Regions from separate parts of the Homo sapiens genome. Here region 2 is linked to region 1. Evidence: chromatin contacts called from ENCODE Hi-C data. All regions are on one chromosome and are shown on one strand. Each heading gives the region's core, a stretch centred on a gene start or an enhancer-like site at or near the end of the contact. The rest is flanking DNA. Distances are from core to core; before and after follow the strand shown.

Evidence for each region. Hi-C counts contacts between places; a loop is a spot of excess contacts on that map. Pooled maps may share reads with other maps.
Region 2: a pooled map shows a loop between it and region 1 (4-fold over the local background). The contact joins the promoter of B3GALT2 here to the enhancer-like site in region 1. A Hi-C loop is called at or near these places in 5 of 50 pooled maps.

The regions. Positions count from the first base shown.
Region 1 is chr1:192,475,222-192,478,879 of GRCh38, reverse strand. No RefSeq gene overlaps it. Among named protein-coding and RNA genes, the nearest start is that of RGS1, 99 kb to the left of the region's middle. Within about 2 kb of position 1,884, at least 3 of the 41 ENCODE cell types and tissues checked have a DNase peak (open chromatin) inside an H3K27ac peak, as active enhancers do.
Region 2 is chr1:193,184,972-193,188,992 of GRCh38, reverse strand. It overlaps B3GALT2 (beta-1,3-galactosyltransferase 2), which reads left to right and starts at 2,380. Exons shown (of 2, transcript NM_003783.3): 1 at 2,380-2,974. All of the region lies in intron 10 of CDC73 (cell division cycle 73), which reads right to left.

The sequences.
Region 1 (3,658 bases), core at 635-3,134:
CATCTGTTTCAATAAAAAGGCTAGGAGACTACTGTCATTAATTTAATTCTTCATATACTGGAGGATATGTAGCAATGCAGTAGGAAGAAGAAATAAAAATAAAAATATAGCAAAGTAAGAAAATTGATATTATTTGCAGAACAGAGGATCATATATATGGAAAATTCAAGAGATTCTACACATAGTTAATATCAATTAATAAAAGAATTTAGCAAGTTAGATAACTTCAGCCATGTACAGAAATTGTATTTATATGTAACAGTAACAGAGTTAGAAATTAAAATTAGGATATTATTTAAAATAGTATAAAAATATTTACACACCTAACTCTAAATATGTTCAAGAACTCTGCATAGAAAAGTGTAAAATATCATTTAAAAGAATTAAAATAAGACTCAAATAAACAAAGAAACAGAAGGACGTACTACATTCATAGGTTGTAAGACCCAATATTGTAAAGAGGGCAGTTCTATGAAAATCATTTATTACCATTCAATCAAGATTCCAACATGTTCTTACTGTTTTGGGAATATTGCTCGTTAGGTTGTGTCCATATATGTGCATGTGTGTGTGTGTAAATAAAAAGTCTTCATTTCAAAGTCTGGAATCAATTATTTTACAAGTTTCAAACATTTTTCTAGCATCTTGAAAGTTTGTCGGCCCAAAGCACTGTGCCTACAACAACTAATAGGTAAAATGACCCATTTGGAGTTTGGGTCTTTGTATTCCCAGATTCATGATCCTCTTACTATGCTACCTTCTCTCTCTGTTCTAATGAATATATATCATTTAATTATCTTGTTAATTTTAAAAATTAATGTATGTGTTGTTGAATGATTTTACTTTAAAATTTACATAAGTATGAGGTAGAAAATTGTGCTTACTAATTTTATATAACAATGAAGTTAAAATAAACTTATAAACTTTTAACTGATATTTGTGTCCTTACATAGTAAGTATCTTTGTTCTTCTATTTTCATGTTTGAAAAATAACGGTTTCTACCCATATTCAGAAAGCTCATTAAGAATTTACTGCTTTAGCTGGTACTGATTATTCACTGTATTTGTCTGCCCTCTAGTGATTGCAGAATAAAGTCTAAGGAAAAATTACCAGAGGTAAGAGTCAGTCGATTAGTTTTGCAGAAACTCTCATTATTTAAGTTTAACCTGGCTTCTTGTATAACACATTTCTAAATCATTTAGAAATCTACTACATGTCAATAACATAGACATTGGCATACAACAGTTTGATGCTGTTATAGTGTTATACTATGTGTGGATTAAGCTAAACGACTAATAAAATAATTTATATGTTGAAAAAATGAAAATGAATAAAAGGAATATATAATTATACACAAAATTTACTGGGCACCTACTCTCTGTGCTAAGCTCTTTTCATACATTATGTTATTTTATCTGTACAGCAGTTCCTTAAGAAGTCCCTGTTTTATAGATAAGAAAATTCAGGCTTAGTGCGGTTAAGCAACTTGATTAAGGTCAAATACCAGATAATAATAATAATATTAATAGCTATATTTATCAAGCATTTTTTAGTGCCACAGAAAGGTGCTCTGTTAAGCACTTTGTATGTCTATATTAGTCATTGCTCAGAATAGGAAACAAACCACTCTAGAGACTGAAAACAGAAGTGGGTTAATACTGCAAGTGAGATCCTGACAATCAGTGGGAGGGCCAGAGAAGTCGGTTTTTGAGTGGATATTGTGGGATGACTGCCAAAACAATGTGCAACTGACTCATTAGGAGTGCCCGCTCTGAGGTCATTACTGCAGTGATGTCACAAATCTCAAAACACTGAAAAGTCTGAAATACGCATGCAAACTCCGTTGCACAGAAACCTGTTCCTACCACGTTGCTAGCCAGCAGGAACAGCCAAGCGTTCGCGTCCAACTTCTCCCTCTGGTTGGCAGACACAATTCACACCCAGAGCCCTTGCTGCCAAGGAGTCTGCTAAATGTAGCGTTTATCTCCTCAGCTCCTATGTACAAAAAAGGAACATGGAAACGGGTGGGGTTGGCTGCTGGGAGCCAGTCAACCACACCCAGCATAACGCGTTATCCAATTTAGTCCTCATAGAGATTCATAGGATTGTTTCTCCATTTCATAGAGGAAGAAATAGATGCACCGGCAAGTTAAATAATCTGCTAAATAAACAGGATAGGAACCTATGTCTCTCTTATTCCAAAGTGCAGCACATCTCACTATCTCAATATGACACTATGTTATCATTAATTCATTAATTCTATGTTAGTGTTGAACATCTCTCCCTCAACCCCAACCAACACGCACACACACATTTTTTTTTTTCACATGCTTCTTATCAGGATACAACCTAGATTCCAAGAAAAGTGAATTGAAGGTGCTGCTCTCCAGTTGTCTCCTGAGTGAGCTGTCCTCCTAGGCTTGGGATAAAAATATGCAGAATCAATGTACAGCCCTCCTGCATCTCATATTCTTGCGGGAATAATAAATATATTCTCTAATACATGTGATTTGGCCTGAAAAAGGGAGCTAATGGCATTGCTGGCACTGGAATGTGACTGTAGCCAGCATACTTGGAGAAATCAAGGTGTGTGATCTCCTCAGAGCAGAGAAACATCATGTAGTGGTAAGGAAAGATGCCAAAACAGTAGATGCTATTCTTGTCTGTGCAGCTTGACTCACATAGCACCCCTCCCAACAGGCACATGCCACTGGCCCTCCATGACACCTGCTCACCAGACACTGTCCTTCCACTTCAGAAGGATACCGGATCCTCATCAGGCCGTCTGACTTCTTACCTTGGGAATGAGAACCTTGACAGAGGAAGCCTCAGAACTGAAGGTAGTCAGATAGAAAAATTTAGATGGCAGTCCTTGGGGCAGTCATATGCTTTAAGGAAATGCCACGATGCCTGCAGAGATTCCCAGAGGTGCCCTGGTTCTTGCCTTTTCTGAGATGCAATTGTTCACAACATTTTCCATCTTGAAACTGAAGCTTCGTTATCTGGGGTAAATACCAGCAGTTCATTGTCTCACACCAAGAAAATTTGGGACATAGACACACATGAGGATTTTAGGAGCGAAGGTTTAATAGACGGAAGAAAGAAAGAACAGTTCTTTTTCTAGTGAGAGAGAGAGGGGCTTCCGAGGGGAAAAGGCCAAACCGTGGCAGTTTGCTGGATTTATAGGCAGGCTTGAGGAGGAGGTGTCTGATGTACGTAGGGCCCAAAGATTGGTTTGATCAGGTGTGACATTTATGAAGTGGGCAGGGAAGGCTGGTCACCCAGCCCTAACCTTGTTATGCAAATGTCCTTTCCATTTTGACCAGCGCCATCTTGGCTGCTCCTTACTGTACATTGGCTGGCAAAAAAGAAGAGAAGATGAAGCCGCCATTTTGAACACGAATGGCACAACTGCTGGCATCTATGCCTGCAGCTCGAATTCACAGGCTGATTTTTGTTAGAAAAGAAAATGATTTGGGGCTGCTTTTCATTAAAAGCAAAACCTTACCAAAGACTCCAGTACCCTCACTATTTGCCTAAGTGATTTCTTAACTCCTATATCAGAACCACTCTTGATTCTTCCTAGAAAACGTCTCTTCTTGTTTAAGTTAGAGCCAGTTTTTAGTACCTGTTAGCAAAGGTGGGAGACCATGCTGG
Region 2 (4,021 bases), core at 1,131-3,630, 710 kb before region 1:
AATAGAGCAAAACTCTGTCTCCAAAAAAAAAAAAAAACAGACAGACAGAAAGAAAGAGGTTGCAGCTGTACTTTTAAAGTATGAAGTAAATTCCAGTTAAGTACATAGGCACCTTTTGTTAGTAATATTTGGAAGTTTCTTGCTGTTTAAATACTTGTCCCATAACAAGCAGTTCGGGGCGGGGGGGTCCCACTGGAAATTCAGGGACTCAATCCGATACTGGAGGGACCCACTAATGAATACGTTACCCATATAACTCTCTTAATAATCAAAATCTATAATAATCCAGGGAGACATTAAAAAAATCCAATCAAAAGAACTGGCAAAAGAATAATAATTATTTAGTCCTTTCCTGGAGAAAGGGGTAGGGAATGTCTCTAAATCAACTTTGTATCCCCTATACTTAATAAGCTATGCCTAAATGCACATGTTGGTACACAGTAGTTAATCAATATGTACCTGTTGAAAAAGTGAAAATATAAACATTCATTTATTATTCTATTAATGATTCCTGGGTATGCTGCGCCAGTGTTCAGAAAAAAAAAAAATCCCACAATTTCTCTAGCAGTGCCATGTAATAAAAAGTTTAAGAACAGAGAATAATGATAGTACTAGATAGATTTAAAAAGAAAACAAAAACACAGAGGATAAGAATTTAGATAATCTTGCTTCAATTCCCAGCTTGGCCTCTATTCTTATCAGTATTTATCTGACATTTGGACTATTTTACAACTCCAGGCACTGGTTCTGCATCTTTTAAGTGGGTATTACAATAATAAAATTATTAGAAAAGAGCCATTTGCATAACAGCTCAAGTAAGCTTAGCACGCAATCTGATTTTCAGTAAATACTCCATAAATGGTCATTGTGGCTAGCTTCATAGTCAAATCCTATGTAAAGAATCACTGATAAATAAATACTGATCTACAAAAACACATCTGTACTTCTGGAAAATAAGTTATTTTAAGTAAGTTCTTAAGCATTACTCTGTTAACTAGTAAACTAATTTTAAAAACAAAACGGTAGTGAGTGAGAATTGCAGTATGGGTGGATATAGACTACAAGGAAGTTGGGTTTTAGTCCTCTCCTTCAAACTTAACTAGGAAAAGTCAAAGCTCAGTCTAGGCTTTAGGTTTCCTATTTATAAAATTCTTTTTTTTCTTTAACGATCCTTCTAACATTTCTAATACAGTGGGGTTCTTAAAACTACAAAGCACATTTCATCAGCAAAGCTCAAAAATATGTGGACAAAATTTTTTTTAATATCAGAGAAAACAAATTCATATTCATTTGAAATAGCATATATTAATGGTGGAGGCAGTGAGATGAAGAATATGTATATAACTGTTAACCTTTAGCTTAAGCTCCAAAACTATAACTTTCTAGGACTGAATTACTGTCCCTAGAGTCACAGAGGAAAAACTGATAATAAAGGCTTTTTACTACAACAAAAAATTTAAAAAAACCTTCCCTACTGCTCTGCAGTAAGAAAAGAAGGTGCCAGCCCCAGAAACTAACCATATTAGAAAAATCTCAGTGAGTGTGTAGTGTTAATAAAATCTGCCTCATGGCAAGTTATTAAATCTTTCTGAAACATTAGAATAAGTAAACATAATTAGTAAAATCTCATTACCCCCAGATCCTGTACAAGTGTGCTATATCTATTACATCATTTTACTGAATTCTACGATACATGTAATTTTAAAGGGAAGGAAAAATAAATAAAAAATAAATGACAACATTAAAAAGTGATTTAAAATAAAGTTTTCTGCCATCAAGAACACCAAAAACCACATAAGAGCAAAAAAGAAGTGGGCTGTATCACATCATGCATTAGTAAAGTAATCCAAGACAGCTTATTTATACAAACCCCAGAAAACGGGGGGGGGGATCTAAATTACAAAGATACATGGTTTCAATAGAAACCATAGGTCTTAACTACATATTAGTAAAAAATCAAGAGCAATTTGAAAGCAGAGAAAAAAAACTTCAAGAAGAGAATGCACTGAAGGGGTTAAATTACACCAACTTACACACAAAAGCTTATACTGCTTACACCCTACAAAAGCATGTAAGAAACATGAAAACCAACATCTAACACAGAAAACACTTAGAAAGCCTGTACTTAAGAATAAAGTTAAAAAAGGAAGTAAGCTGGAAAAAATAAAATCATAACCATTTCATAATCATCACATTTTCAAATTATTCACTCATCACTACACTTGCATTCAACATATATAATTTATCACATAAAAGCAAAATCTCTAAGCTTCTCCCTACCTTAGGTTTTTAGTCAAAATGAATGCAAACAATCACGTGGGATTCAGCCAAGCAGTGACGTTAAATTCTGCTCTGTCAGAGAGAGCATCTGTCAAGCCCACATTTAAACTGCTGCCTGCCTGTGCAGCAGCTGAGGAACCGTGGATTTCATATTATAGACTAAAACCCCATTAAAACTGCTCAAAATCCTTCCTGCAGCTGCCAGGCAACAACGAAAGAAGAGAGGTAAATCCTATTCTTTTCCAATACAACTGAAGCACTACATTTTAGCTCTGGCTGCTTTACATTGCAGCTCAGTGTTATTAGTAGAAATATGGATACTGAGACGAGAACACAGCACTGCATTGTCCAGCCAGGAAAATAGCAGATGTAAAAAGCTTCAATGCATCAACTGTCGGGAAGAGTCAACAGTGCTACAAGCAGAACGGGCAACTACAGCTCTTTTGTTTAACGAAAGAGAGAAAATGAAAGAAAGGGAAAATTTCAGAAGACTAGGACCCATATGAACAAGGAGGGTAACTCGAAGACAAGCAGACAGATGGACACTTTGGATACTGTGAAAAGCAATCGCAGGAGGCAGACTGTTGGGGGATGTGCGCATGTTCGATAGCATCTTTTTTGCTGAAGTGATGGCGTGCCAAAAGTATTTTCAGTGGGCATAATCCTCTTCACATAAATGGCCTGACCAAGGAAGGTATGTCAATATCTTGTGTATGATAGTCATTTAAATGTGTTACCTTTTTATAGCCCTGGAGGCACTAATACCTGATAAGCAAGTTCATACAGCTCACTGCCCTTGAAACTATGAAAAGGTTTCTTAATATCTGATTTTAAAATTTGTCATTGTTTAGAAGACAAGCTGTCACTGCTTTATGCAGCTAAATATGTAGCTTGGAGTAATTCTGGGTAATAGACATCAGAGGGAAAAGGCAAATAAGAAGAAGATGTGTTTAAAGGATTCCTTAAGAAATTAAACTTAAAAAAAAATCTGTAGCCCTTTACAAAAAACACAGCAATATTCTATCAAATTAGGTCAAACTGAATCCTTATCTAGTAAATTAAATGCTCTCTTAAAAATGGCTATCAAAAGACACAATGCAGTGAAATTTCATTAAATAGTAGCAAGGAAAACCTTAAGAGTTTTTTTTTCAAAGTCCTTTTAAAACAAAACCTTAATATGTAACAGCTTTTAGTAACAAAATCTTCCCCAACATCTCCCTAAATGAAGATAATGAACACAACCAAAGAGAGTATCAACAAATTTTAAATATTACCAAGCTACAAGAAGATACTAAAAGGAAAGCATTAACATAAGATCACATAAGGTAGTGTGAGTTTATGCATAACCCCACAATAGAGCCTCGTGTTATTATAGTGACCATGAATAGAACTTTAAACAAAGGGACATCAATAGTGGCTTTAAAAATTAACTATTTTAAATAGCTTACATTTTATGTAAAAGACTGATTCCAAATGATCAAATTTAACGTTGTCTCTGATTATCATTTCAGAAGTGAAATTCAAAAACATAATATGGAAATACTTTGATACAAAAATATCCACAAATGGCAATACAAGGTCAAAAAATTAAATATAAATGTAGCTACTATGCTTCCAGGCTATATTAATATGCAGTAATGAACTACCGCCACTATATGTGTGTGCAGGGCACAGATAAACCAAATAAACTATTTTAGCAACAATCATAGAACAGCAACTCAGGGCTCAAGAACTTAAAGAT